3 separate regions of the Homo sapiens genome follow, and regions 2 and 3 are each linked to region 1. A link is an interaction called in ENCODE POLR2A ChIA-PET data of the cell type or tissue named here. Cell type or tissue: MCF 10A. All regions are shown on one strand. Each heading gives the region's core, and the rest is flanking DNA. Links, peaks and the distances in the headings are about the cores only.

Region 1 (10,713 bases), core at 1-8,000:
AGATACCAGTAGCACTCCCAAGTAGTGACACTAAAAATGTCTCCAGATATTATCAAATGTCTCTGGGGACCAAATTGACCCGTTGAAAATCATTGCATTTGGCCAGGTGCAGTGGCTTATTCCTGTAATCTCAGCACTTTTGGAGGCTGAGGTGGGAGGATCGCTTGAGCTCAGGAGTTCAAGAACAGCCTGGGCAAAGATGGCAAAACCCCATCTCTACAAATAATACAAAAATTAGCCAGGTGCGATGGCGCACACCTGTAGTCCCAGCTGCTTGGGAGGTGGAGGTGGAGGTGGGAGAATTGCTTGAGCCCAGCATATGGAGGTTGCCGTGAGCTGACATCGCACTACTGCACTCCAGCCTGGGTGACGCAGCAAGACCCTGACTCAAAAAAAAAGAGAAAAGAAAATCAATGCATTCATAAATATTTATTATATGCCATGCATGATATTAACAGCTATACATTGTTACTTAATTCCTTCTTCCTGTTTGTCCCCATTTTGCAGGTAAGAAACTGGGATTCAGCAGGATTAAATTATTGAAATTGACACAGCTTTAGTGAATGGCTGAGCTGAAGTATAAACACAGACTTATCAGTCCTCACTTTGTTTTTAACAAACATGTAAAGTTACCTCCCCAGATGTGGAGGGTGAGATATATTTCAGGTCTTGCTTCTCCCCCATAGTCTAAGGCTAGGCATTTCTAAATTTATAATTCCAGGCTTTTTACTAGAGAGTTCCTTTTGATTTTCTTACCAACTGTACTAGTCAGGGTTCTCTAGAGGAACAGAACTAATAGGATAGACACATATATAAAGGGCAATTTATTAAGTAGTATTAAGTCACATGATCACAAGGTCCTACAATAGGCCTTCTGCAAGCTGAGAGGCAAGGAAGCCAGTGCGAGTCTCAAAGCTGAAGAACTTGCAGTCCAATGTTCGAGGGCAGGAAACATCCAGCACGGGAGAAAGATGTAGGCTGGGAGGCTAAGCCAGTTTAGCCTTTTCATATTTTTCTGCCTGCTTTATATTCGCTGGCAGCTGATTAGATGGTGCCCACCCGGATTAAGGGTGGGTCTGCCTTTCCCAGCCCATTGACTCAACTGTTTCTGCTTTGGGAACACCCTCACAGACACAACCAGGATCAATACTTTGGATCCTTCAATTCAATCAAGCTGACACTCAGTATTAACCAACACACCATTTTTATTAGTCATGCTTGAGACTAAATTAAACATTAGTGTTCTTTTTTTTTTTTTTGAGGAGTCTTACTCTGTCACCAGGCTGGAGTGCAGTGGCGCAATCTCGGCTCTCTGCAACCTCCATCTCCTTGGTTCAAGCAATTCTCCTGCCTCAGCCTCCTGAGTAGCTGGGATTACAGGACCTTAGATAAACTTACTATCACTTTATAGCAGTAGAGAAAGCACGGAAATTGGCACTGTATTTGTTTTCTATTGCTTCTATAACAAATTACCACAAACTTGGTGACATAAAACAACACAAATTTATTGCTTAAAGTTCTGTAGGTCACAGGTCTGACAAGTGTCTCATTGGGCTAAAATCAAGTTGTCAGCAGGGCTGTGTTCCTTCTGGGGGCCTTATGGAAGAATCTGTTTCCATGCCTTTCCCAGCTTCTAGAAGCCTCCAGATTCCTAGGCTCCTGGGCCCTTTCCTCCATCTTCAAAGCCAGCAAGGGCAGATTGAGGTCTTTTCAAGTCACATCACTCTGACCTCTTCTGCCTCCATTTTCCACTTTTTTTTTTTTTTTTTTGAGAACGAGTCTCTCTCTGTTGCCCAGGCTGGAGTGCAGTGGCGTGGTATCAGCTCACTGCAACCTCCGCTTCCCGGGTTCCAGCAATTCTCATGCCTAAGCCTCCAGAGTAGCTGGGACTACAGGCACCCACCACCACGCCAGACTAATTTTTTGTATTTTAGTAGCGACAGGGTTTCACCTTGTTGGCCAGGCTGGTCTTGAACTCTTGACCTCAGGTGATCCACCCACCTTGGCCTCCCAAAGTGCTGGAATTAAGGCCTGAGCCACCGTGCCCAGCCCATTTTCTACTTTTAAGGACCTTATGACAACACTGGGCCCACCCAACTAATCCAGGATAATATCCCTAATTTAATGTCAGCTGATAAGCAACCTTAATTTCATCTGTAACCTCAATTCCCCTTTGCCATGTAACCTAACCTATTCAGTCTCCAGGAATTGGGAAGTGGACATCATTGGCAGGGGGCATTATTCTGCTTGTTATAGGCATACTTGCCCACAAGTCTAAATCGAGAGTTTGCATATAGGAGGTAGGAGGTGTGACAATAATTGGATAAAGGCTTTTCTGGAATGACAAAATTCTCTTCAAATACAGGGAGGCCCTGCGACATGATATCTGGCAAATCACTTGAGTCTTAGTATCCAAACTTCCGCTAAAATGGAAATTACCATCCTTTGCTTGGCATGTTAAATGAAATACTTATGTAAACGGACTTAGATTAGAGGCCTACAAATAGGACTCAAGTTCTTGATGAATCTTGATGAGGAGGGTGGGCGAAGTACTCTAAATGAAAATGAGATAGATTGCGAGATTTCCGGAGAGGAGTGAGTGACAAGCGCCTACCCGTGCATGAAGCTGGAGGTAGAAAATTCCAGCAAAAGGAATTTTCAAGTTTCACTGAAGCTTTTGAATCAAGGCTTGAAAGCCCAGGGTTAAAAAAAAGGCAGTGAAGAAGCTCATTAAGACAACCCCCCGCCAGGTAGCAGATAGCACCTGAAATGCAGTGGGAAATTTGTGAGGTCTTCATAGGCAAGGATTAAATTTTACATCTCCATCTTAAGATGTGTCATAGTTGTTCAATTACTTAGTGACCAAAAAAGTGAATTAAAGATGTTGTCAAGATTAAAAAAACAAAAACCAATGCAGGTTCCACCGAGATTTGAACTCGGATCGCTGGATTCAGAGTCCAGAGTGCTAACCATTACACCATGGAACCGCCACGCATGTGTAGCTGCCTTCGGCTGTCTAATCCTCAGAGAACCCCGCCCCCATCCACAAACCCACCACTCACAGGCGGTCCCGCCTGGTTCCAGCGAGCCGCTTCCGGCACGGTAGCTCGAGAAATGAGCAAGCGGCCACTAAGACTATGGTAGCTAGGAGTTCCAGGACTCAGTTTCCCCTTTGAGCCTCCTTTAGCGACTAAAGCTTGAAGCCCCACGCATCTCGACTCTCGCGCACACCGCCCTTGTTGGGCTCAGGGGCGGGGCGCCGCCCCCGGAAGTACTTCCCCTTAAAGGCTGGGGCCTGCCGGAAATGGCGCAGCGGCAGGGAGGGGCTCTTCACCCAGTCCGGCAGTTGAAGCTCGGCGCTCGGGTTACCCCTGCAGCGACGCCCCCTGGTCCCACAGATACCACTGCTGCTCCCGCCCTTTCGCTCCTCGGCCGCGCAATGGGCACCCGCGACGACGAGTACGACTACCTCTTTAAAGGTGAGGCCATGGGCTCTCGCACTCTACACAGTCCTCGTTCGGGGACCCGGGCCACTCCCGGTGGACCCTCGTGCCGGCCACCCCTGCACTGATATAGGCCTCCCTCAGCCCTTCCTTTTTGTGCGGTTCCGTCTCCTACCCAGCTCAGCCTCTTCTCCCCCGCTCAGACAGGGGTCCCCATCACATGCCGCTCTCTGAGCGACCTCTCCATAGGCCTTCGCTGGCCTCAGAGCCCCTCCCTGCGTGTCCTTCCCCTGGCGGACTGCCTTCTCCCACATCGTCGAATTCCTTTCCCCGGGTTCTACGGCCCCGCCGCTCCTCCCACCATCTCTCTTTTCGGGTGTAGCGCCCCCTCCCCCTCGGCGTACACCCTTCCCAGCTCGCGTCCTCTCCCGAAGCCCCTCTGACGGGTTCTTCGCTTCCCTCTTGGCCTTGCCTTCGGTGCAGACTCCCATTACAGGTCTTTTTCTTATCTGCCCTCTTTCCCCCCTCGAGCGAGCGTCTCTTCTGTATCTCCCCTCCACTTGGACGGCCGCCCCTCTAAGCTTCTCCCATCCCGGGTCCAGGACCCCGTAAAATCTGAGCGGGCCAAGGGCCTCCGCCCCCACCCTCCGCCCCGCGGTTCTCGCGGTCCTTAACCTTCTCTGACCGCTCCCTCTCCCACTCCCCATTTGGCAACTCTCTCTACCTTCCCTCCCCAAATCGTGTTTAGAGCTCCCTTGTCTCCGTTGCGACCTGGGTGGTGGGAGGGAGGGTAAGAGGGATCGCCCATCACCCACTCGCGCACTTGTCGCAGTGACCCGGCAGGCTGACATTACTTCCCACCTAGCCTTTTCTTTTCTTGCCCTCCCTACTCAGTGGCACCCAACCCGGGATAACTCTTTACTCGGTTCGCGAGATGAGGTTGCGGATGGGTGGTGGCTGTTATCCTTGCCAGACCTGAAGGCCTGGTTCCTGAGCAGGAAAGGTTGTGCGCTGCACAAATACTAGCTTGCTTTATCTCTATGAACTGGTTGCTTCCTGCTGCAACGCTGGGAGGATCCAACAGGAAGGGAAGAGCCCTAGTTAGCCACATACCTTTCCCAAAAGGTTGGGGGTGGGAGGAAGTTGTGTGCTCTTTTGGTTACATTAAATATTTATTATAAGATACGGAAACATGTAGTGCCCTTGGACAGAACATATTGGAGGGTCAGGGTTGGTTAGAAAGAATTGCTTATTGGTTGAGTCCGGAAGGAATCCGGTTTTTTTTTTTAATCAACGAAGATAAAGGGTACATTTTTCAATGAGAAGAGAGTACAGTAGATGCTTTTTTTGTTCAGTGAATGCACTCTCACTCTGATGCTCTTTCTCTGCTCCTGAATTGGGAAGGTAGCCATCAGTAGTGTGCCGAACAAAGATCATTACCACTGAGGAAGAAGCCATTGCTATTAAAGCTTTACTGTGGAGGGTGGAGTTTCAAGAGTGTTAAGCATGGTGACTGTTTCTGTCTTTGCCATTGGGTGCTAAGAATGATTGACTAAACCAAGCAGGAAAGATTTCTTTGCTTTCCCAATACTTTGCAAATCTTGTTATACTAACTAGTCTGCTGTTATACTCTTATCATCTCTTACTCCTCTGACTCAGAATATTCTACTGTATAGGGTGAATACTTTTGGTATCCACCCTCCCCCTCCATACTGGAAAGTACTTTCAGGGTACTTAGTTCATTTTACAAATACAAAACTGAGGCCTGGATTACAAAAAGTATATGACAGCATACCTTTTGCCGAAGGTATCTGAGATGATGTGAAACTATTTGAATCTCTTGAGACTTTGGGGTTAAAGGTTAGGTTTGTGTTTTGAAATATGGTATAATGGTAGTGTGCTTTTATAAAGGTTGTCTTTGAAGTAATTAATTCAGAACAAGATAGACCGTCAGGGTATTTCTCCTGTTTGGTTTGAACTTGAATGTTGGTTATACAAGGTCCTTTTATTTTTTAACAAAGAATATTAAATATTCTGAATTGGCCTAAAGTATTTTAACTTTTTGATTAGACCATCCTTCTAGCAACAATTGAGAGCACTGAGCTTTGGAATCACGTAGACCTCGGTTTAGATCCTGACTCAGGTCTTATATTTACTTTATGACCTTGGAAAAGTTAACTTTTCTGAGTCTCAGTTCTCTACTTTATAAAAAGGAAAATACCTGCCTCTTAAGATTGTGAGAATTAAATAATGAGACTGTTCGTAAAATTTTAACCATGAGGACTCAATAAATGGTAATAATGTGAAAGAAGTTACTGTGGTTTTGTCAGTTTTTTTTTTTTTTTTTTTTTTTTTTTTTGGAGACAGGGTCTCGCTCTGTCCCCCAGGCTGGAGTGCAGTGGCACAATCAAGGCTCACTGCAGTCTCGGCCTCCTCAGGCTCAGGTGACCCCCCGACCTCAGCCTCCCTAGCTACTCTCTAGCTCCTAGGAGTAGCTGAGACTACAGGAGCGCGCCACCACGCCCGGCTAGTTTTTTGTTTTTTTGTAAAGACAGGGTTTTGCCATGTTGCCCAGGCTGGTCTCGCACTCCTGGACTTAAGCAATCCACCTTCCTCAGCCTCCCCAAGTGCTGGGATTATAGGCGTGAGCCACTGTGCCTGGCCTTTGTCAGTTTTTTGAACCTTAAATGTAGGTTCAACTACAAGAGCATTTAAATATTATTAAAGAAAATAAAACTAGGAACTTCGAATGCATTTTATGTTTCCATGGGTTATGGTTTCATTTTGTTGTGCATTTTGCTGTTTAAGATAGGGTGTTAAAAATTCTGCTAAGGAGGATTTCTACTTTTTTTTTTTTTTTTTGAGATGGTATTTCGCTCTTGTTTCCCAGGTTGGAGTGCAATGACGCGATCTCGGCTCATTGCAACCTCTGCTTCCTGGGTTCAAGCGATTTTCCTGCCTCAGTCTCCCGAGTAGCTGGGATTACAGGCATGGACCACCACACCCGGCTAATTTTGTATTTCTAGTAGAGACGGGGTTTCTCCATGTTGGTCAGGCTGGTCTCGAACTCCTGACCTCAGGTGATCCGCCCGCCTGGGCCTCCCAAAGTGCTGGGATTACTGGTGTGAGCCACCGTGCCTGGCCAGATTTCTACTTTTTTAAAGCTCTTACAGGATATGAGTCACTTTTTCTTTTTCTTTTTTAACTTCAATGCTGATTATTTAGCCAATTTCTTATTTATACAAGTATCCTACTTTAAAGTGAAGCAAGAATGATTTTATTTCAAAATGGCTTTATTGTACAGAGATTTATTCACTGAGATGGACTGCAGCTGTTTCTACTTAGAAGGTTTACCTAGCAAATGCAATAGTTGAGGGAATTGGAGTTAGTTTGTAACTAACCAGTTCAAAATAAAGGGATATTTTGATTAATAGGGGATGGAGTGGTCTAAATAGGAATGTAATGTGGGGCGAGCAGGACAATTATTCTAAATTATGTGTTTGTTCTTGAACAGTAACCTTTATTTAAGCCCAATAGTGAGACTTTTGGTGGGAGGGAATTAGTTTTATTTTATTTAAAGTTGACTTTTTATTTTTAAAACTTTAATTCCTTAAGTATTTACGAACAATGTGGTTAAGGCCCTGTGGGACATAAGTAAGCATCAATCATGATTTCTGTTTACAAATATTGTGTGGTAGACACCAATCCACAGTTAGATTTTCTGAAAATATCTGGATACATAGTCTATTGCTTAAGACATTTTCTTTTCAATCACATTGGAGGTCAGTAGTAATTAACCATCAGCTGATTGTCAGTAGAAATTATCATAGGAACTTTGCTGTCTTGCATCTTGGTAGTAGTTTTTCTTTCACAAGTTTTGGTTGAGCAACTCAGATTCTGCTGAATCTGGAAAAACTTGTCTAGACTTGAGCCTTATTGTATGCATTATATCTATATCTATATCTATATATATATATTTTTTGAGGCAGGGTCTCCCTCTGTTGCCCAGTCTGGAGTGCCATGGCACAGTCATAGCCCACTGCAGCCTCAAATTCCTGTGCTCAAGAAATCCTCCTGCCTCAGCCTCCCAAGTAGCTGCAACTACAAATGTGCTCCACCATGCCTGGCTATTTTTTTTTTTTTAAGACTATCCCACTTACAGAAATAAAATTTTCTTTTTTGTAGAGATAGGGTCTCCCTACGTTGCCCAGGCTGGTCTCAAACTCCTGGGCTCAAGGGATCCTCCCACCTTGGCCTCTCAGAGTGCTGAGATTACAGGCATGAGCCACTGTGTCCTGCCTTGAACGCATTGTATATTAAAAACTTTTGAGGAGGTTGGACTATGAATATAGTTGAAAGAATAGAAATGTCTCCAAATTTATGAAAACTAGAATGAAAATTACCAGTTATTCTCTCACGTGGTAACTTTTAGGGTTGAGGTACTGTCTTTGATGAATTATATTTTAGTCCAGTAAATTAGTTTGCAAGAGAAAGTATAAAACTAAATGTGGTTGAAGAGGCAGAAATTTTCAATGGATAATTAATATGTATATTCTGCTTTTATGCATTTAGCAGCTTGATATTCAGTATTAGGTATTTGCGATGATACTCAAATACAGCAGATGTCTAGTTGATAACTTTTTTTTTTTTTTTTGAGATGGAGTTTCACTCTTGTTGCCCAGGCTGGAGTGCAATGGCGCGATTTCAGCTTACTGCGATTTCAGCTTACTGCAACCTCCGCCTCCCGCTTCAAGCAATTCTCCTGCTTCGGCCTCCTGAGTAGCTGGGACTACGGGCATGCGCCACCACACCTGGCTAATTTTGTGTTTTTAGTAGAGATGAGGTTTCTCCATGTTGGTCAGGCTGGTCTCAAACTCCCGACCTCAGGTGATCCACCCTCCTTGGCCTTCCAAAGTGCTGGGATTACAGGTGTGAGCCACCACGCCCGGCCTAGTTGAGATAACTTTTTAAAACATTCATGAATTTTGAGTTATTTTCAGATTAGAGTGCTTTTTTTTTGTAGTGTTAACATTAATTGGTTACATTAAGAGAAAAGTTCCCTTGCTATCTTTATGATGGTATAAGGAGTTGAGATTGGTGAGATAATGAACATAATCATTAGTTAAAAGTGGAGGTCAAAAGGGAGGAAACCAAAACTTGAAAGTGCTGGAGTTGGCCGGGCATGGTGGCTCATACCTGTAATCCCAGTACTTTGGGAGGCCAAAGCGAGTGGATCTTTTGAGCCCTGGAGTTTGAGACCCAGCCTGGGCAACATGGCAAAACCCCATCTCTACAGAAAATACAAAAAATTAGCTGAGCGTGTTGGCATGTGCCTGTAGTTCCAGCTACTAGGGAGGCTGAGGTGGGAGGATCCTCTGAGCCTGGGAGGTCTAGGCTGCAGTGGGCTCTGCTTGTGCCGTGGCACTCCAGCCTGGGCGACAGTGAGACCCTGTCTCAAAAAAAGAAAGAAAGAAAGAAAGTGCTGGAAGTTTTTTTTTTGAGACAAGTTCTGGCTCTACTCCCCCGGCTAGAGTACAGTGGTGCACAGTCCAGGCTCACCACAACCTCTGCCTCCCAGGCTCAAGCCATTTGCCCACCTCAGCCTCCTGAGTAGTTGGGACTACAGGCATGCACCACCGTGCCTGTCTAATTTTTTTGTTTGTATTTATTCATGTATTTTTTGTGTATTTTTTTGTATTTAAATTTTTTTTTTTGTATAAGTGATTCAAAGGCCATTTCCTTAGCAAACATCCAGCCTTTTGTACTAAGAGGCAACAGTGAATGTATCCTATTAATAATAGACTATTAACTGAAACTGAGATTTGACTTCATATCCAGAATGGTGGACCTTGGAAACTAGTATATCAACTAACCATCCTATAAAATTGAAAGTGCATTGCTTTTGTACATCACTTTAATAACTTTGACATTTTCTTCTGATATCAAATAAAAGCATGTATGTGTTTGCCACAGCATCTTTGACACCCTCTAGTTGACTCTCTAGTTAGAAATAACCATTCTTTGTGCTGCATTGGATTCACTGCCTCCTGAATGATTTCTTGCTGAATCAGCTGACTGAGAAAGCCAGAAAGATATGCATTTGATAATGTACTCTGTCCAAGACTGTCCAGAGGCTAGCTTATATCCACTCCTGTGGCAAGGAGGGAATGTATAATGGACTCTCTTTGCCCTCTGACCAGAATGCAGTGAGCTCTCAGTTTTTACCATTCTTTCCACTCGTACCACCATCCCAGTCTCTTTAGTAAGGAATGGTCTTACTCCTTGGCCTTATTTTTGTATGTTTGATTTTCTAGTCCTGATGTCTAAATCAATTAGCTAGTTTAGATAAGAAGAAGTCTTAGTAGTCAAAAGTAGGAACGAATGTAATGTTTCCTGAAATGCTGATACCAATTTTTACAAAGGAAAAAATATCTAGCTCAGATTCTATAAACGTGTGAACTCATTTTGAACTTTAAATTCAGATAGAAAATGTTTTAAAACAACTTAACTGCCTGTTTCTCCATTGTTTTTGAAATTCTTAAGCGTAATACCACTTTGAGTGAAAAAGAATCTCCATGTATCTAGTTAGTAAATAAACTGCTGCCTATAGAAATCACAGGAAGCAAATTCATCTAATCAAGACCTATTTTCAAAAAAATCATGGAGTCATAAGTGAAAGTATATGCCCTCCTTGCTTTGTTGTATTTTATTTTATTTATTTTTTTAAGACAGAGTCTCAGTGTGTCGCCCAGGCTGGAGTGCAGTGACACAATCTCGGCCCACTGCAACCTCTGCTTCCCGGGTTCAAGCTATTCTCATGCCTCAGGCCCACAAGTAGTTGGGATTACATGCGCCCACCACCACACCTGGCTAATTTTTGTATTTTTATAGAGATGGGGTTTTCACCATGTTGGCCAGGCTAGTCTCGAACTCTTGGCGTCAAGCAATCCGCCCACCTTGGCCTTCCAAAATGCTGGGATTACAGGTGTGAGCCACCACACCCGGCACTTGCTTTGGTTTTGACTCACAGTATGTCAGAATTATTAGTTTCCTAATACCCCCTGTTTATCTGTAGTGGCTTGGGTTTTTTTGGCAGAGGGGTCTCTAACTTTGAACCAATCTGATAAATGCAACTATTAAAGGTCATTTTAGTTTCTGTGATCTGTATGGTGATGTTTATAAACCCTATGCCTCATATGTTAAATGTTTTTCATTTTGCCTAGGTCTCAGTCCTGAGGTCACACCCAGTCTTTGATGAAACGAAGTATAT
Region 2 (10,713 bases), core at 1-8,000, 73 kb before region 1:
TTTAAAACAAAACAAAACAATCGAGTTGCATACTTTAAATATATGTAGTCCTCTGTATGTCAGTTAAAGCTGTAAAAAAAGACTTGTTTTTGACACAGAGTCTTGCTATGTTGCCCAGGCTGGAGTGCAGTGGCCTGATCACGGCTTACTACAGCCTCCCTCCCAGGCTCAATTGATCCTCCCACCTCAGCCTCTGGAGTAGCTGGGACTGCAGGTGCCCACCACCACACCCAGCAAATTTTTCTGTTTTTTGTAGAGACTATGTCTCACTATGTTGCCTAAGGCCGGTCTTGAATTCCTGGGGTCAAGTGATCCACCCACCTCAGCCTCCCATAGTGCTGGGTTTACAGGCATGAGCCATTGTGCCCTACCTTAAAAAGCTTTTTTTAAAGTCCAGTTGGGAACCCTCCCAATTCTTTACCCATTGGACACAGATTTAGCCTTTCATTAGTTTTAAGTGTTGCTAGACGTATCAGGTCAATTCCTCTTTAAGGAGTAGCTTGGCATATCAAAATATTCCACTAGCAGCAAAAGCACTCTTTTAGTTGGTTATACATGTATATGTGCATATATATATATATATACACACAAATATTTTCATCTACAGAGTACCAATTAAAATGTTATATAGTTGCATGTAGCATACACAATGAGATTCTAAAACCTTTCAAAAGTTTAAAAGGCGTGAAGGTTTTTTTAATCAGAGAAAATAGCTTCTTAAAGAACAATATTGATAAACAGTAGAAAACCAATACGCAGCATTTGACTGTGTACCCAGGAAGTATCGTACCTCAGAGCCCCCCTTAACAGTCATATCAGGAGTCCTCTCAACACTCCAGGCATATGTGACTATAGTCACAGTTAAACCTAAACCCTAGATGTGATTTGGGCAAGGGATTCTAACAATGTAGACATGAGCCAAATAGAATTTTTTGGATAATAAATTTTGGCCCCATGCCATTTCTGAAATTGTCATATTTTATATGTTGAACTGTATCCGGCTATTTCTTAGAAGTTATTTTAAAATGCTGTGATTTGAATGATGCATGAAGGAAAACTATGAAACCAATAACCATTTAAAGCAATGGAAGCGCAAGCTGTTGTACAGCCTAATCCTCTCCACCTGTTGAATCTATGCACCTTAATTGCTATACCAGAAGTTTCTCACATCTTTAAATGAAAACCTGGAGCCTCTAGAGAGCAATCCTTTTTTTTTAAGACAGAGTCTTGCTCTGTCGCCCAGGCTGGAGTGCAGTGGCGTGATCTTGGCGCACTGCAACCTCTACCTTCTGGGTTCAAGCGATTCTCCTGCTTCCCGGGTAGCTGGGATTATAGGCGCCCTCCACTACGCCTGGCTAATTTTTGTATTTTTAGCAGAGATGGGGGTTTCACCATGTTGGCCAGGCTGGTCTCGAACTCCTGACCTCAGGTGATCCGCTCTCCTCAGTCTCTCAAAGTGTTGGGGTTACAGCCATGAGCCACCACACCCGGCCCATAAAGCAGTCCTTGATAGCTATGCTACAGGGCTTCCTTATGGGTGAGAAAAACTACCAGGGATCTATGGCCTATTAGAAACTATTTAGATGTGTCACAAAGCAGAATCCATATTGACAAATTGTATTCACTGTGAAACAGTGTTTGAGTGACATTCCAATGTATTTAATCCAAAAACTAAAATTTATTAGCAATGTGGTCAAATTATCCATTTGTTTCTTAAAAACACAAACCTGATGAAATTATTTTTGAAAGAAATTATCTGCCAGCCTGGGCAACATAGCAAAACCCCATCTCTACCAAAATACAAAAATTAGCCCATGATGGTGGTGCATGCATGCCTGTAGTCCCAGCTACTTGGGAGGCTGAGGTGGGAGGATCACTTGAGCCCAGGAGGCAGAGGTTGCAAAAAAAAAAAAAAAGAAAAAAGAAATTATCTGAACAATTTTCAAGAATAATAGTAAGAAAAGTCATGTTAGAAGTGACAAATTCTGAAATTCTGGCTGGGCATGGTGGCTCATGCCTGCAATACCAGCACTTTGAGATGCCGAGGTGGGAGAATCACTTGAGCCCAGGAGTTTGAAACCAGCCTGGGCAACATATCAAGACCTCATCTCTACAAAAAAAAAACAAAAACAAACAAACAAAAAACAGACATGGTGGCACATGCCTGTAGTCCCAGCTACTTGGGAGGCTGAGTTGGGAAGACTGCTTGAACCCAGGAGTTCAAAGCTGCGATGAGCTAAGATCCCACCCCAGTATTCTGGCCTGGGTGACAGAGCAAGATCCTATCTCAAAAAAAAAAAAAAAAAGAAATATAAATTCTAAACCTGGTGCTTGAGAAGAGTGGCCAAGGACAGGAGAGCTGTAGCAGTCTGAGCCATTGCTGTCTCTGCCGTTTTGGTAGCCATCTGAGGAGTCATATCTTTGACTCAGCACTTTTTCAAATTTCTGAAAATGATCACTTCTCAACATTTTCCTCAAATTAACAATTTTACCTCTTTCAGCAATTCCTTATAAGTTGAATTTTTACTTCTTAAATTATCTGCAGGGGAGTTGTTTTAAAAATATGTATTTTAACTGTCATTGACCACGAAGTATACTCCTCTGACTTTCTTGAAGTGGTAGACAATATTTTCATAACTTTTAACAAATTCACTTCAGAAAACATTTGTATACAAAACACTGCACTAGGCACAGAAGGAAAGCAATGACAGATAAGCACACATTAGAGGCAAAAAGTATTTCCTAGGCATATAACTTTAGTAAAAGTCAAACTATGACAAATTCTATGCTAGATGGATAAACTCGTTGCTATGGGAGCCCAAGCGAGTGGAGTGATTAATTCTCATTGTGAGAATTGAAGGTGACAAAATAGACAAAATAGATGGCATTTGGACCAACCCTGAGAGAAACTGGACTTTCTCTGAAGGATAAGGACATCGTTGTTTGGGGAACGGGGCTGAGGGTGGTACAAGGAAGGAAAGGTGTGTTTGTTTGTTTGTTTTTACTTTGCATCTTTATAATAGAGCTAACAAAAGAAAGAGATGCTCATAAATTGTTGCAATACTTTGATTGTCTTTGGGAGTGGCCAGAGGTTCAAATTCTTTGGAAGGATGGATATCTGTGCTGACTTGCAGGAAATATGAGTCAGCTTTTCTCATGAACTCAGCACTGTTGTTATAGCTAGGCTATTTGGGAAACCTGAAGCAGAACAAATCAGACACCACAAGTCTTTTCTTTTTATTGATTGGCCCAGACATGCATCCTACAAGGGTGGACAACAAGAATGCCCTTTTTATTGTCAAGACTTAAAGGAACTCTGCCAGCAAGGGGAAACACCTGCAATTGAGAATAAACTAAAAAAAAAATTTAAAAAAAGCCCTCCTCTTTTCTGTCTATATAATCACTCAGAATAGGAGACACACACGTCTTTAGTCCATACCTCTCTCCTGCACTTCAGGATTGTGTATTCAACTGCCTCCAGATAGCTCAGTCCCAAGTATACCTGAAATTCAGCATTTAAAGGTGAAGTCATTATCTTTACCCCAAACCTGTTACTCCTATAATTTCTCATTTCCTGAATAATTTATAGTTGAACTCACCATGCACCTAAAAGCTAAAGCCGCCTGTGGAGACTGAATTTTTTTTTTTTTAGGAGTTCGAGACCAGCCTGTCCAACATGGTGAAACCCTGTCTCTACCGAAAATACAAAAATTAGCTGGGCATGCACCTGTAGTCCCAGCTACTCTGGAGGCTGAGTCAGGAGAATCACTAGAACCCAGGTGGCGGAGGTTACAGTGAGCCAAGATCATGCCACTGCACTCCAGCCTGGGAGACAGACTCCATCTCAAAAAAAAAAAAAAAAAAAAAAAAAAAAAAGTCAAAACCTGAGTCATCAACTCCTCTTTTTCCCTCATTCATTGACACCTAATTAATCTTGAAAAAGAATTGTTGTCATCTCCTTAACATCAGTAGTATCCTCCCTCACTTCATCCCCATTCCCACTGACCTAGTTCAAACCCACACCTTTTGGTTTGTTTTTTAGCCTGAAATTTTGCAGTAGTCATCTAATTGGATTTCCTATCTCTCTCTCTCTCTTTTTTTTTTGAGATAGAGTCTCTTTCTGTTGCCCAGGCTGGAGTGCAGTGGCGCAGTCTTGGCTCACTGCAACCTCCACCTCCCAGGTAACTGGGATTACACCTCCTGAGTAACTGGGATTACAGGTGCATGCCACCATGCTCAGCTAATTTTTGCATTTTTAGTAGAGAGGGGACTTCACCATGTTGGCCAGGCAACGAGCTCATCTCAAACTCCTGACCTCAAGTGATCCACCAGCCTCGGCCTCCCAAAGTGCTGGGATTACAGGCGTGAGCCACCACGCCCAGCTGGATTTTCTATCTCTTCTCTTTCCTTCTTCATCCATCCCTGTGTTGGCAGGCTGATTTTTCTAAGGAAACATGATCAGTTGTTCCAGACATCACTGGAGATTCCTAGCTTCCTCCTCTCCTTTCTATTCCTGGTGGAAAGTTCATCAATGTCCAGTCCTGATGTTACCTAAGAAGAGCAGGGGACTAGGGCCTATGCTTCTCTCTCCCCTACCCCTCTCTAGTGTGGTGGAGATAGTCTCTCATTTGGAACACTTTCAGACTGTCAACACAAGGCTCTTAATTGAGAGAAAGCATTTAAGCTGCTGCCGCCCCTAAAAGCATCTTGTTCTTTCCTACGTATGTGCCTGCAGACAAAGAAATTGATCAGTTAGTTATATCAGGTGCGCCAAATCAAGGGCAAAGTTAGTCCAGAAGGGAGAAACTCTTAACTATTAGCTTATTCAAGATTTGGAGAACAATAGACTTTTAATAATAAACATTTAAATTTAAAACAAAAAAGATTTCTAAAGCCTCTTGTAAGGTGGTTACCTTGTTAATTAAATAATCCCCCAAAGCTATTTTGGGCTCTCTAGTGTCAGCATCACTTTATTATCTCCTAGAAATGGAAAGCCTTCCTCTACATTTCCCATTCATAACCCTGCAAGTATTCATATCTGGTTGTAATTATCTTAACGGCAGATTTAATTTTAATAAACATTGATGTATTAGATTTATGTCATAATAACTTACATAGTTTAAAATTATGCTAAAAGAGAAACAGAAGGAAGTCGAATTGAGATGAGGCTTTTACTTGACTATATTAGATCTGAAATGGAAGAAAGGCTTTTATTTTATTTTCTTTAAAATTTTTTTACTTTGTTGAGATGGCATTTTGCTATTGTTGCCCCAGCTGGAGTGCAATGGCACGATCTTGGCTCACTGCAACATCTGCCTCTGGGGTTCAAACGATTCTCTTGCCTCAGCCTCCCAAGTAGCTGGGATTACAGGCATGCGCCACCACGCCCAGCTAATTTTTGTATTTTTAGTGGAGACGAGGTTTCACCATGCTGGTCAGGCTGGCCTCAAACTCCTGACCTTAGATGATTCACTCACCTCGGTCTCCCAAAGTGCTAGGATTACAGTTGTGAGCCACCACACCTGGCCGAAAGAAAGGCTTTTGAAGATGGCACAATCAGGGGGTGCAAACTGCTCCCTACCTGTGCAGTTCTCTCTGGAAGGTAATGGATGGTACAGTTGAAGAAAAGAGATCCACAGAACCCTTGATGTCAGGCTAAAGAGAGGATATAATTATACAGCTCATTTTTTTTGTTTTTTGGGTTTTTTTTTTTTTTTTGGTTTTTATTTGTTGGTTTTGAGACAAGGTCTCACTATGTTGCACAGGCTGGTCTCAAACTCCTGGGCTCAAGTGATCCTCCTGCCTCAGTCTCCCTAATAATACAATTCATTTTTAACTAGCTGTATGCTAAAAGGGAATGGGGAATTAGTGGCATTATGAAAAGAGACAAGAAACATATTCTTCCATTTCAAATTCTGATGATCACATAAAGTAAGGCCCTGTTTGCTGCAAGGGTAGGGCCAGGAGTTGAAATACTAAGGGTAATAAAAATGGTCATCAGTTGCAAAGGAAGATCTCAAGGTTAGAGTTTAGGTAACATGTAGGACAATTGGACAAGGGTAGGGCTAAATGGATTGGGCTATAAAAAAGTTAATGTGAGGCAGGCAATTTTTAAAAAATGGATTTACAGTTTATCATCTGACCTACATCATAATGTCTTCATGAGAATGACACTCATAAATTGATTTCATGTTTCTCTGATCCAGAACATAGGATTATTTTTAGCAGGAATGAATCTCAGAGATCATCTAGTGAACATTTCATTTTCAAAAAGTGACCATTTCCCTCTGCGGCTTGTCCAAAGTCATATACAGTACACCCAAAAGCATGAGAAGAGCTAGGACTAGAATCCAGATTCCTAGATTCCTAGTTTTTTAGTTTGTCTTTTACATAAATATCAATCGGTTCTTGGAATTCAGCATTCCAAACTCCCCATGAAATACACTGGATACATAGGAAAATCCTATTTTGGAGATGAAGAAACTAAAGCTCAGAAAGGCGTAATGAGTTTTCCCAAATCACATGGCTAGACGCCTTACAATCCCTGGGCCAATAGGCTTCTACCAAACCACACTGCCTTGTGGATTTTTAAAAAGTAAAATCTTAAATGCCATGTGCCTAGGCATAGAATTCATTCCCTCAATCTTTGTACTGTTATATACAATGCACTCTGCTAGTTGTCAGGAAAGATTACAAGACTATTTATTTTGTAAGACTAGATTTCTATTTTGCACGACTGAATATTGAACATTACCTAATTATTAGGGAAATGCATGTTTTTTGGTGGTTGATAGCTAGCAAGAAGTAAGTCTTGGTATACTACAACATTAGGAATATTTGTAAACTTTCACCTAAGGATGGGCTTCATTCAGATTCTTTACTGTTAATATATTACCCCATCCAGCTGGGTGCGGTGGCTCACATCTGTAATCCCAACACTGTGGGAGGCCAAGGCGCGTGGATCATGAGGTCAGGAGATCAAGACCATCCTGGCCAACATGGTGAAACCTTGTGCCTACTAAAAATACAAAAATTAGCCGGCGTGGTGGTGTGCCCCTATAATCCCAGCTACTCAGGAGGCTGAGGCAGGAGAATCGCTTGAACCTGGGAAGCGGAGGTTGCAGTGAGCCAAGATCGTGCCACTGCACTCCAGCCTGGGCGACAGAGTAAGACTCCATCTAAAAAACGGAAAAGAAAAAAAGAAAGAAAGAAAAAAAGAGTTCAGTGAAACTGGCCAAGTTGCATTAGAAGGAGAAAGTCAGTAGAGGTTAGTGTTGCAATCTGTAAATATACGTAAGGAATAGATCTAAGGAAGAAACTAAAAAAAGTAAGCAGAATGAAAGTATGGCCAGTAGTGAAACTATAATTTAGGGTAAGAAGTGGTTGCAGCTTTAGGAGAGTTTGCTGCTGGATTGTTTAGTTGACCCTTTATTTTACTTACTTAGGTTTGGTTTTATTTTTCTACAAAACGTATGCAAAGTCTAACACATTGCCTATGTAAATTTACTATGAACTACAAAATCTAATATAGAAGCTTTATTAGTACTTCAACTAAGGCACATATTTAAGAAAAAGCAGAATTTTAGAATGTTAGTAAGTCCTATGTCTAAAAACAATCAATGTAAAACAAATATTCATACCTAGAGAACACAGTGAAACTGTTTATAAGGAACTACCAAATGCAAAATAGACTCTAACTGATGTTATATAGAGTTTTCCAAAGCAACAGGGAAGTGGAAACCAGCACATTTGGGGATTAGAGTCTATTGGAAATAGTTACAGATGAAAGTTTTGGGAAAAATCGATAATGCCCACCCCAGTTCTCAGAACTGAGGAATTCAAAGAATTTGAATAACTGAAGCAGAAGTTCACATGGGTAAACAAGAATGCCATCTAGACTGGATGTAACTAAGCTGCTAACTAGAGTGGCTCTGAAAATATCTTCCAAAAAACTTTGCTCTTGTCACTACTGTCACTTTGAATTAAGAGAGAAAGATGTATGGCTTAAATGAGTGCACTGCCTGTGAGACAAGGTTTTGTTCCATATGTTAACCAGCTGTCGAGTAAAATTTGTCATTTTCCAGGACTGAAACAAGAAAGACACTAGTGATATATGTTTTGTTTGGAAGAGACTATGCAAAGCTTTGTACCATGATTATTAGCCTATCATTCCTAGGAAGCTTCATACCTGGGACCTAAGAAACCTCACTCAATATTTTTCTTTTTGGCCTAAATTTTTTGAAATAGGGAGTTACAATGCTAATTTTTTTCAAAAACTGTGCAGATACCTCTGGGAAACTTTTGTAAGGTCCTTTTAAAATATATATATATATTATATATATATAATATATATATATTATATATAATATATATAATATATATAAATATATATATAATATATATAATATATATAATATATTAAATATATATATAATATATATAATATATATATATAAATATATATATAATATATTATATATAATATATAATATATAATATATAATATATATAATATATATTATATATATAAATATATAAATATATAATATATATTTATAATATATATATAAAATATATTTATGTTATAAATATATAAAATATATTTATGTTATAAATATATAAAATATATTTATGTTATAAATATATAAAATATATTATATATATAAAAATATATAAATATATAAAATATATTTTATATATTTAAAATATATAAAATATATAAAAATATATAAAATATATATTATGTATATTTTATATATTTAAAATATATAAAAATATATATAAAATATATATATATATAACTTTAGCTGGGCATGGTGGTATATGCCAGTAGTCCTACCTACTGGGAAGGCTGAGGCAGGAGGATCACTTGAGCCCAGGAGTTCAAGGATGAAGAAAGCCATGATCGCACCACTGCACTCCAGTCTGGGTGACAGAGTGGGACCCTGTCTCTATTAAAAAACAAACAAACAAAAATCTATAACTTCAGAGGGAGTAGGAAAAGGAATTTTATTTTTAGCCAGCTGGGCATGGTGGGAGGCTCCTGTAGTCACAGCTACTTAGGAGGCTGAGGTGTGCCTGAGCCCAGGAGTTTGAGACCAGCCTGAGCAACATAGTGAAACCCCATCTCTAAATCAAGGAAAGAGAATTTTTGCATAGGATGAGGACTTGAGTAGAAGGCCTGGACATGAGGTAACTCATGGAAGGACTGTTTTTTTGTTGTTGTTTTATTTTTTTGTTTTGCTTTGTTTTTTGTTTTATTCACAACTGAGAAATTGTTAAGATATTAACAAATCCTAGTCCAGATTCAGGGATACTGGGGAGAAAACCCTGACTATTTTTTGTTTGTTTGCTTTTTAACTAACTACCTTCCTTCCACTCCAAAAACAAACCCAACTATATATTAATCATTCCCCGCTTTTGAGTATTTTATAATCAAGCCTATAATTGTTTGAAGGACAAATCAGCTCTTTTATTACACTACGTGTCACTCATTTTGTGAACAGTTGTCCCAGTTCTTAAGTACATAGTTTATAACAACCTATGTGTTTGTATAGGATGATTGTTAATTATCATCATCAAAAACATTCACATGTCTATATATATCCACACAAGTAGGCATTTACAAAGGAAATTCCAAAGACATATTCCCTTTCCTCAATCAGCCAATAATAACATTGACCCAAGACAATTAGTTTATGTGATAGATTTCTTGTTTCTCATTTTTATTCCTAAACCCCATCTCAAACCATGAAACCTCAAAAGGAATTGTGTAGGATCATATACCTTATTGGTACTCGATAAATGATGATCAACTGTTGTTATTCCATTCGTCTTCATAATTTTCTCATATTATAAAAAAGACAGTCATTTATTTATATGAGTACTTGCCTTTAATCCTGTTTTATCCTAAGCTGTAGAGTCTCTGCAGGAACCAACCACCTTAATCTTTATTAAAAACAGGGCTCATTCAGGGTAGAAGCTCAGAGAACTTATAATTTTTTTGTTTTACAGGCTCAGTGGCTCACACCTGTAATCTTTTTTTTTTTTAGATGAAGTTTCCCTCTTGTTGTCCAGGCTAGAATGCAGTGGCACGATATCGGCTCACTGCAACCTCCACCTCCCAGGTTCAAGTGATTCTCCTGCCTCAGCCTCCCAAGTAGCTGGGATTATAGGCCCGTGCCACCATGCCCAACTAATACTTTTATATTTTTAGTAGAGACGGGGGTTTCACCATGTTGGCCAGGCTGGTCTCGAACTCCTGACCTCAGGCGATCCACCCACCTCGGCCTCCCAAGTTGCTGAGAACCACCATGCCTAGCCACACCTGCAATCTCAACACTTTGGGAGGCTGAGGCAGGTGGATCACTTGAGCCTAGGAGTTCGAGACCAACCTGAGCAACATGGCAAAACTCTGTCTCTACAAAAAAATTTTTAAAAAAATTATCCAGGTGTGGTGGTCCACGCCTGTGATCTCAGCTACTTGGGAGGCTGAGGTGGGAGGATCACCTGAGCCCCAGGAGGTGGAGGCTACAGTGAGCCATGATTGTGCCACTGTACTCTAGCCTGGGCAAGAGAGTGAGACTTGTCTCAAAACAACAACAACAACCAAAAAAACTGGTTATTTACTAAAAGACCTTCATGTGAAAGTTACATAGAATACTTTTTCTCCTGGGCCAGGTGTGGTGACTCACACCTGTAATCCCAGAACTT
Region 3 (10,713 bases), core at 2,714-10,713, 82 kb before region 1:
TTAGGAGATAAATCCAGCAGAATTCAGTAAATAAATGGATGTAAGGAATGAGAGAGAGAGAGGGAGATGGAAGAAATCATGAATGATTCCAAAGTTTCTTCCTTGGTTGATGAAGTCAACAGTAGTCCATGATGTCTTTGAAAGAAAAACTATAGATAGGTAAATAAAGTCCAGTTTGGACAAGAAGAGATGAAGTGAAGGCGATAAATAAAATAATCTAATCTGATGCTTTGGAAAGATACTGATGCTGGAAAAAATGGCCTGGGGAGTAATGGGTAGATACATGGTAACTGAAACTATAGGGATAACTGTAACTTAGAACAATGTGAAGGCTGAGAAGAGCAACTGGCCAACTCAGAAACACCACTGTTTATGGGACAGGCAGAGAATACACAAAAGGGGATGGCATAGTGGAAGTAATGGGACAGAGTTTCTTGAGAAAGTATTATTGTCACTGGTTACTTTACAAGAGCAAGTTTAGTGATATGAAAAAGTAGAAATTAAACTACAGTGGGATAAAGAGTAAATAAGAGAAAAAGGATTTTAGGGCCCCACAAGGGCCCTTGTCATTGATACAGACAACTCTATTTTCTCATCTGCAAAACTGAGATAGTAGGTGACTGTGAATACTAAACAATGTACTACACGGGACCTCACATATAGTAAGTGTTACAGGCCCTCATAGACTGTTTTCACCCTTGTTCACTACACCTAGCCACATCAGGTGCCTTTCTGCTCTCAAACATCCCAGGACCCTTTGCATTGCAAGGCTTTGCACTTGATATTCCTCTTTCCTCACTCAGCTCTTCACATTTCTGGCTCCTTCTTGCTTGTCCAGCGTCAATCTCCCAAGAGACGGCTTCCCCAAGAAGTACTCTAAGGACCCTCTTTCGTTCATTCTCTCAGATCACCCTGTTTTACTTCCTTCATTACCCTTACTACTCTTCGAACTTTTCTTATTTATTTAAAGATAATATGCCAAAGTGATTAAGAGTGCAGGCTCCACAATCAGACTGGTTGCAAACTGCAGCTTTGTCATTTACTAGCAATGTGACCTCGGACAAGTTGTTTAACATCTCTGTGTCTTAACTTCTTCAACTTTAAAATGGGCAAAATAACACACACACATACACACATACACATACCCTGAAAACAAAAAAATAAAATAAAAATAAATGGGCAAAATAATTATTTACCTCATAGACTTCTTGGGGGAGTTAAATTAGCTAAAACATACAAAGTTACCACAAGAATACAGGTACATTTTAAGCTTTCAAATATTATTACATATTTGTTTAGTTGCAGTAATCTTAATGCTCTATCAAAGAGCATTTATCAATATGTACCACTAAAAATATCTGAAGCAATAATAATTCTTAGTCCAAATGTAAAGATGTCAACTAACAACCAAATGAAGCAGTGCTATTCTGACTAAACCTCAGGAAATACTACTGATGGAAGGGATCTTTTTTTTTTTTTTGGTCACAAAAGTCAGGAGGAAAAAAAAACACATCTAAAGCTAAAGATCTTTAGTTGGGCAAGGGAAATTTTTTATAAGCTTTATATATAATTACCATGTAATTTAGATCAATTTATTAAAAATAAAATTAAAATACAGATGTCAGGGGAAAAGGTTTGATTTAAGTAACTTTGGGAAACTTGAAACTGGAAACTCTAACAACAAAAAGAACTGTATATAAGCACTGTTCTTTTTTGGTAAAGGCATTTCTCATGGAGATACAGGTTAACAATTCTAAAAGTGCTGTACATGGACGATGGGACTGAACAAATAAGTTAATAGATGTCAGATGGCGTGAGCCAGATTTCTCACTTTTGGAGAGGGAGGTAATAGATAGCAGAGTAAAGCCAGAATGAACTATATAGTACTGATAGTCAAAGTCATCAGTATGAACTCATGTTTACCTCAATATAGATACAGATAATAGTTATATATGTGTATACATACATATATTTTCCAGGTCTATACACTGAAAAGGCCTAGAAGTCATGATATTCCAACAGCAATGAGCACACTGAGTAACCAGATCTTGGTTTCTAACATGATTCACCAAAAAATAGAACCAGGGATCCTTGGAAAAATGGCTGATTCTAGGGCTGGGGCAGGAAATATACAAGATGAGTCTGGAACTTCTTCTAGTGCCAGAAAGTAAGGAAGTACTCAAAAAACAAAACAATGGAGTATGTCCTGTTGGTAGAAAAATTTGAGCAACAAAATAAATAAAGTAGTATAGGATTATGACCCCAAGTATAAAATAACCATCTATGAGTCCATACATATATAAATAAATGATTGAATAAATATATAAACGGAGAAGAAAAAAAGACTATCCATAGCAGAAGAATTCCAAATAATTTTATAGACAGCTCCCCTTTAAGAAAACAGACCTACTGAGTGTGGTCTACAATTAATGACTTGTTTCCAAAAAGACGAGTACGGGAAAACAATACAGTAAAGAAACCTGGCAAACACTAGCTCAGCCTGGTGACCGAGGTTAACAATATCAGTGATAAGCCGTACTGATAGTATTTCCCCTTGATATGATGCAATGAGAGCGGCACTTTATCTCTGTGACTCTCCTCCCCCAAACCCATAATCCCAGTCTAACCATGAAGAAAACATCAGACAAACCCAAACTGAGGGACATTCTACAAAATCCCTGACCAATACTCCTCAAAACCATCAAAGTCATCAAAAACAAGGAAAGTCTGAAATGCCATCACAGCCCAGATAGGCTAAGGGAAGATGTCAACTAAATGTATTGTCGTATTCTGGATAGGATCCTGGAACCAAAAAAGAACCTTAGGTAAAAACTAACAAAATCCAAATAAATGAATTTTAGTTAGTAGTAATGTACCAACATTGGTTCCTTAACGGTGACAAATTTAACATTGAAATGTCAGACACTGGCAACATGACGAGACCCCCATTTCTTACAAAAAAAAAAAAATAGGGGAAACTGGGTGCAAGGTATACCTTAACTCCCTGTAACTTTTCTGTAAATCTAAACATATTTTATAAGAAAACATTTATTCAAATTAAATAAAAATATGGGGAAGTTGTTGCCTTAACCAATCTGATTTTAGTCCTTTAAGGCATGTATAGTGGGTTGGACAAAAACAGAAATACAGGTAGTATTGTGCAAAATAATCTCAACATTGATGAACCATTTATAATACTGTATGTGTAAGTGCCTATAAGTCATTTTTTTATGTGCACATTTTGATTCCTTAATTGGTAAGAACTACAGGAGCAGAAAGCCCTCCTCCAAGCAGGAGGAGGCCACTCAAATTTGGGACTAAAGCAAAACTGTGGTACTAATTATATTAATAAAAATTCCACCTGGGCCGGGCAATGGTGTCTCATGCCTGTAATCCCAGCACTTTGGGAGCCTGAGGCGGGCAGATCACTTTAGGTCAGGAGTTTAAGACCAGCCTGACCAAGATGGTGAAACCCCACCTCTAACAAAAAATACAAAAATTAGCAAGGCATGGTGGTGTATGCCTGTAGTCCCAGCTACTTGGGAATTGCTTGAACCTGGGAGGCGGAGGTTGCAGTGAGCCACCACTGCACTCCAGCCTGGGTGACAGAACGAGACTCTGTCTCAAAAAAAAAAAAATCCACATGGCTTTTGTAGTGGTAAATATTTTTTTTGTTTCTAAATGAAAGCCGAAATACAAAGATCAGAAATTTATAAAGGCTGGGCATGGTGGCTCACGATTATAATTCCAGCACTTTGGGGGGCCAAGGCAGGCACATAGTTTGAGACCAGCCTGGGCAACATGGCAAAACCTAGTCTCTACAAGAAAAAAAAAAAAAAATTAGCCAGGAATGGTGACATGTGCCTGTAGTACCAGCTACTCGGGAGGCTGTGGTAGGAGGATCATTTGAGCCCAAGGGGTTGAGGTTGCAGTGAGCCATGATCACATCACCGCGCTCCAACCTGGGTGACAGAGCAACATCCTGTCTCTAAAAAAAAAAAAAAAAAAAATTATTAAATTCTTTTTGTTGTTATATTGTTTTGTACGAGACATTTTTATTTTTGAAAAGTTTTAAAAATAAAATTACCGAAAAATGTAGTATACACTCACATACTCATATATAAAGCATTAACATTTTTCATTTTTGCTTCAGATATATATTTAATAAAAAATAACTACGTATATAATAGTTATCACATTGAATTCTGAAACACTGAAACACTTCCTCATGGTCTCAGAAAAGGAGCATAACTAAACATACTTGGAGAAAGTACATTGGAAAGCTCACTATCAACAATATATACTATAGGACAAAATTACAGTAACTTGGGTCCATATTGGTCACTGTTCAAGAAATCTGGAAACTTCAAAAGCCAAATAAAAATAAGTTTTCCTAACATTTGTAACTATCCTGAAAATACCTAAAAACAAACAAAAAAACTTACAAATCAGTAAGAAATCAAAGAATTTGATAACCCTAACTGCTGGCAAGGATATGAAAAAACAGAAATTGTTTGCAATATCCTATAAATATCTTATAAAGGGAAAAATATTTATATCCTAGGACCCAGCAATTTGACAGTCAGGTATATGACCTGGAGAAACTATGGCATGTTGCTTCAGGAGCTACAAGAATATTCATGAGGCAATGTTTATAATAGATAAAAAATGAAAACAATTTAAATGCTCATCAATAGAAGAAATGATAAATTGTATATATTCATTCACTGGAACACTATACAGCTGTGTAAATAAATGAACTACACCTACAGTATCAACAAGGATTGAGGGCAGAAAAAAATAAAATGAAAAAAGCAAGCTTTAAAATCCATTATACCATGACACAATCATATTAACAGCTGCTTAAACTTACTAGAACATACATGTTTTGTTTTTTTTCTAGTGCCAGGCTCAGTTTTTACCACCTTATATAAATTAGCTCATTTAGGCCAGGCACAGTTGCTCATGCCTATAATCCCAGCACTTTGGGAGGCCAAGGCGGTAGGATTGCTTGAGCCCAGGTGTTTGAGACCAGCCTAGGCAACATGATGAAACCCAGTCTCTAAAAAGAAAAAAAAATTAATAAAAATAAGTAAAACAAATAAATAAGCTCATTTAATTTTTACAACAATTCTATGAAGTGGACACCTCTATCATCCCTATGTGATAGATGAGGACACTGAGGCATGTAAAGAATTAAATAACTTACCTAAGGTCACAAAATTAAGTAGCAGAGTCAAGATTCACACCAAGGGAGTATGATTTGAAATGTACTACAATGTGCATGTTCTACAAAAGCACCCAAAGCAATGCCATGTCATTGCTCATATATATAGTTTATTAAAAGATAAACTAGAAGGATACAAATCAAATTCATTACAACAATTTCCTCTGGGAGGGGAGATGAAGGTGAGGAGGATAAAACTGGGGAGAACAAAAGGGACTTTAACATGATCTGTAATATTCAAGAAAAGTATAAAGTTCTACATTGCTCTTTTAGAATTCAATGTGATAACTATGATATAAATAGTTATTTTAAATTAAATATATATCTGAAGCAAAAATGAAATATGTTAACATTTTATATGTGGGTATGTGGGTGTATACATTTTTGCTATTTATTTTTAAAACTTTTCAAAAATAAAAATCTCTCATCTACAAAACAATATTACAATAAAATTAAGAAATTTAATAAAGTTCTGATCTTCATATTTCAGCTTTCATTTGAAAACAAAAACAGCTAAACTGTGTGAACTTATGTATGTATATACACTTTAACATACATATGGAAAACACATTTTTACACAGATCAAGAGAGACAGGTTTTAACAAAGTATATCAGAAACAGTATCTCTCTTACTATACATTTTAATGACTCACTATTCTCAGTGAAAATAAAGTATAACACTAGCAGGAAAATTCCCTTGATATCTTTCTACCTCTTTCTTTTTTGTCTCTTCTCTCTCTTGCTTTCTACTTGTGATTTTTAACAGAAGGAAGCACAAAGTAGGAACTAAGAAAGTGTCACACATTTTAAAAATAATAACGGCCATAGATGAATATATACCCAGCCCTTCTAAATATAGCATTCCCGAACCTACAATCAAGTAATGTTTCAAAAATTTATTTGTAAATTTTTTGTCTAGAACTCACAGCATACCTTCCCATGAAGAAAGTTACAAAAGGATATGAGCACCAGGAAAAAGATACTGCCTAAGGTGCCAGGCTACTGGCAGAGAAACAGGAAAAGCAGAGTACACAATATGTACTGATGGTCCAGAAAGCAAAAAAAGCATTGTGACCCAGGGTCTGAGGGCAGAAATCACTATTCATTTATTTACCTTTGTAATCTCAGTAACTAGCAAATTATCTGGCATCTCATAATCAAAGACCATTGCCTACTGACTGATGAAGTAATGGGGAAATGACTAAGCAGAGGAATCCATCAATACGTGGCACTGTCAACACAGAACAGCTTTGGTGGAGGAAAGAAAAAGCTTGGAGAGAAGCAATGTTTAATGACACAAAAATCCACATATGTAAAACTATTACAAGGTTAGTGCTGGTTATTTATTTATTTATTTTTTTTTTTTTGAGACAGAGTCTCGTTCTGCCACCCAGGCTGGGGTGCAGTGGCGCTATCTCTGCTCACTGCAAGCTCCGCCTCCCAGGTTCACGCCATTCTCCTGCCTCAGCCTCCCGAGTAGCTGGGACTACAGGCGCCTGCCACCACGCCCGGCTAATTTTTTGTATTTTAGTAGAGACAGGGTTTCACCGTGTTAGCCAGGATGGTCTCGATCTCCTGACCTTGCGATCCGCCCACCTCGGCCTCCCAAAGTGCTGGGATTACAGGCGTGAGCCACTGCGCCTGGCCAGCGCTGGTTAAGAGAACACCTTCATCTAAATTACAAGCTGTGTCTATTATTGTGTAATGCAAATAAGCATGATATTTTGGGTTAGTTTTGCTAACAATGAATCTTAAGATAGTTTTCCTACTGTAGCAATAGTTATTTGGGATTTTCAGTATTTTCTCCTATGACCCTTGAAAATATTTCAATGTCTTCTTTGTAATTATAAGAGTAATAACCGGCCAGGTGCAGTAATCACAGCACTTTGGGAGGCCAACGCGGGCAGACTACTTGGGCTCACGAGTTCAAGACCAGGCTGGGCAACATGGCAAAACCCCATCTAAAAAAATACAAACATTAGCCAAGCACAGTGGTGCACACCTGTAGTCCCAGCTACTTAAGAGGCCAAGGTGGGAGGATGGCTTGAGCCCAGGAGGTGGAGGTTGCAGTGAGCTAAGATCACGCCACTGCACCCCAGCCTGGGTGACAGAGCCAGGACTTGTCTTAAAAAAAAAAAAAAAAAAAAAAAGTAATAATTATTCAGAATAGAGAAAAGCACAAAAACTAAAATAAAAATTACCCATAATCCGATCACCCAGGGATAACATCTCTTACTATTTTATATGTCTCCTGCAAATCTTTTTGCCATTTACATGTATATGTTTCTTTATATTCTAATTTTTCTCTTAATATTATATTATACTTATGTCAGTACATTTTTAAAATGATTTTTAGAAGTTGTATCCACCATATAGATTATCATTAATTTCACCATTCCCATACTATAATGCATTTGACTATTAAAATTGTTCCACTCTTATAAAATGCTAAGTTTTAAAAAAAACTTTTGTTTTTTGAGACAGGGTCTTACTCTGTTGCCCAGGTTGGAGTGCAGTGGCACAATCATAACTCACTGCAGTCTCAAACTCCTGGGCTCACGGGATCCTCCTGCCTTGGCCTCCCAAAGGGCTGTAATAACAGGCGTGAGCCACCTCATAGGGCCTAATCACTTCTTAAAAGTACATTTCTACATTGGTCTTGTAGAATTCAAAGTGATAACTATGATATACAATAATAAAGTGTGGTGTGCTTGACTCCCTCCACGCCCAGCATCCTCCCACAAATTCTACTGAATAAACAATCAATATAGGGTATTAGATTAAAAAAAAAAAAAAGGAAGAAAAATGTATCAGCTATTCTCAGTCACTCTTCTTCTACCTGTGGTAGGAAAAAGGAAAAATCCCACAAAGATAAGTCTCTGACATCAGAGAAGGCAAGAATAACAAGTCAATTTTCCTGCTAGAGCAACTTTTGTTTTCCACCTAGAACAACGCACCATCAATTTAAGTAGGAATAGCACAAGGTTTATTATATACCAAACAACTCTATCTGCATCAGTGCTTTAACTAGGTTTTTGTAGGACATAGAATGCTTTGAAAAATTCTGCAAACAACAAAATATAATGTAACTAATATCACTCAGTGGAAAACCAAGTTTTATAATAGCAGTTATAAGAGTAATAACTGGCCGGGTGCGGTAGCTCACGCCTGTAATCTCAGCACTTTGGGAGGCCAAGGCGGGCAGATTGCTTGGGCTCACGAGTTCAAAACCAGTCTGGGCAACATGGCGAAACCCCGTCTCAAAAAATACAAAAATTAGCCAAGCACGGTGGTGCACGCCTGTAGTCCCAGCTACTTTTATTTTACAATTCTATTAATCCCAGCTAATTTTATTTTACAATTCTGCCATAATTTTTTTAATGAATTAATAAATGTCATGTAGTCTCTTCTTCTAGCCTCCCAATTATACTAAATACTATTCAAGTTACCAGAAATAGGACAACAGTTCCAGGAACTTGAGAATCAATAACTCTTTAAACCAGTGGTAATTCATGTGGAAAAGTTCAGAACAAATCAGCATCAACTTCCTGGCTCTCTTGCACAGACAAAAAATTCATATTGCTTCACCAATTTTCAAAAATGTAAATTTGTGTATATAAGTTTAAAACTTGGACCAAAAGTTATCTACATTTATTCCCAATTTGCGACTGGTATCAAGATCAATTAACTTTCTCAGCAAGTACACTGTTATAAAATTCCACAGTGATCCCAGAATGGAAGGGGCTTAAAAAATAATATAAAACAAAAATTAAACTCCACAGTGAAGTAGGTCTATGTTTAATCATTCAGAAAAAGAAAATTATGTAACATATTATATATAATGATGATGATAACATATGCTGTTCTGGACTCCTACTGAGAGCTGTGGTTCAAAGGGAAATCGTGAAAATAAAGTAAAAATTGCCGAAAATGTTTAATTCTGCCCAAAACAGTTTCCAAAAAAGAAGCCAAATATAATATTTTATTTTAAGTTCAAACAGGGTTCAAACAGCTCAGAAATTTTGTATACTTAAGTTTTCAGAAGTCGAATCCCAGAACCGCTATCAACATAAACTGAATAACTTGCTCAAGAGTCCTTACTTATTACCCAATCTTAGGTCCCCCAGAATACTTCTTAAAATAATCCCAAATGTACTACAATAGATTAGCGTAACCGGGGCTACGCTGTTTACAGGTGTCTCCACCTCCTCCCCCAAGGAGAGAAGAGGTATACTAGGGTAAACAGAAAATAGAAGGAGACTATATACACACCAAATAACAGCTTGTAATCTTCTAAGACTTCTTTTACATTCGGGCTATTCTTTTCATTAACGTATAATACATTTTAAAGAATAACATATTCACAGAGTAATACAATTTCTGCCCTCACGGGTCTCTAGCTGGCTGACACGCGTTTTCTCCTCAAATAAATACATGCCTGTTGACTGATGCCTGTCCTGCTGTTGCAAACAAGAAATAACTGTCCTATAAGACAAAAACCTCTCTCTACGGTTCTAGGCGTAACCATACGTTTGAATTAAAAGCACATTGGAACAACAACAACAATCTTCCAGCACATCTGTCATTTAAAAGCACGATAATGAAAAGCTGTCGCTGCGACCCAATTTTAGGTCACAAGCTTTTTACTGTTTTTCCTGCCCCCCACCTCCAGAAAACAATAAACTTCAAAGGGAATGGTGGTAACCAGGAACAGTTCCCTTCCCCCACCACACACCCCCCCAAAAAGACTAGAAAAAAAACTGGTCAACTTGGACGCTGGCCGCGCTCACGCAGAACCCGTGCCCGCGGGCCGGGGAAGGCTGAACAGACCCTGGGAGGAAAAGTGGGCCTGCAGGCACCCCGGGCTCCCCCCGCCGCCTGTCTCAGATACCGAGCAGGTGGGATTCCGGGAAGCCACCTCCGACTTACGTAACGGGCTTGTCAAAATCCCAGATCCAGGACCTCCCCCTCCCCGCCCCCACTCCCAAATAACAACAGCCCCAGGCCAGCCTGGAATAGAAAATCTGGAATGAAAACACAGGAGCCCCCCACGCGTCCGACGCAGAGGCGCGGGTGCTACTCTCAGCACCGCCGCGCCATCCCGGGGCGGACCGAGCCGCGGAGCACCTCCCGGATCTCAGGAGCTCTCGGGCGGAGATCTCGGCCATCCGTGCCTCCTCCCCGAACCCACCCGCCCCGCTCCCGCGCCCCCGGCTGTCACCTCTCCGGGCCGTGACAGCTCCACCTGCCACCGCTGCCCGGGTCGCCGCCCCCGCACTCACCACCCAGCTGGCTCCCGTGCGAGCAGCGGATCGAGCTCGGAGAGCGGCGCCGGAATCCCGCACGCGCGGTAGCGGAACACGAGGGGCTGAATGCCGCGGCGCTCTGAGCCCGCTTAGCTCATCCCCAGCCCGGCGCTCCGCCCTTCGCGGCACCCCCGCCCGCCCGCCCAGGCCTGCCGTCTCAGTCAGACGGGACTCCCCCTC

Evidence for each region. ChIA-PET counts read pairs that join two places held together with the same protein. Peaks named below come from ENCODE experiments on the same cell type or tissue, not always from the same donor. Only the 100,000 strongest peaks of a DNase experiment are listed, where the experiment ranks them.
Region 2: POLR2A ChIA-PET joins it to region 1 with 18 read pairs; 25 of 35 experiments call an interaction of 5 or more read pairs at or near these places.
Region 3: POLR2A ChIA-PET joins it to region 1 with 10 read pairs; 24 of 35 experiments call an interaction of 5 or more read pairs at or near these places.

The regions. Positions count from the first base shown.
Region 1 is chr15:65,866,147-65,876,859 of GRCh38, forward strand. RAB11A (RAB11A, member RAS oncogene family) reads left to right here and starts at 3,345. Exons shown (of 5, transcript NM_004663.5): 1 at 3,345-3,479. The coding sequence starts at 3,440. TRQ-CTG1-4 (tRNA-Gln (anticodon CTG) 1-4) reads right to left here and starts at 2,987; the gene lies at 2,916-2,987. RefSeq lists an enhancer at 3,159-3,218. In MCF 10A, for the core only: a CTCF peak has its summit at 3,398; DNase peaks (open chromatin) are centred at 3,335 and 4,965.
Region 2 is chr15:65,793,618-65,804,330 of GRCh38, forward strand. The region is part of intron 1 of LOC105370866 (a long non-coding RNA gene); the gene reads left to right. Among named protein-coding and RNA genes, the nearest start is that of DENND4A, 6.7 kb to the left of the region's middle. In MCF 10A, for the core only: no CTCF peak of the experiment used is centred there; a DNase peak (open chromatin) is centred at 3,134.
Region 3 is chr15:65,781,501-65,792,213 of GRCh38, forward strand. DENND4A (DENN domain containing 4A) reads right to left here. Exons shown (of 33, transcript NM_001320835.1): 1 at 10,510-10,713. Among named protein-coding and RNA genes, the nearest start is that of DENND4A, 5.4 kb to the right of the region's middle. RefSeq lists a silencer at 10,350-10,679 and an enhancer at 10,681-10,713. In MCF 10A, for the core only: no CTCF peak of the experiment used is centred there; DNase peaks (open chromatin) are centred at 6,451, 10,171 and 10,381.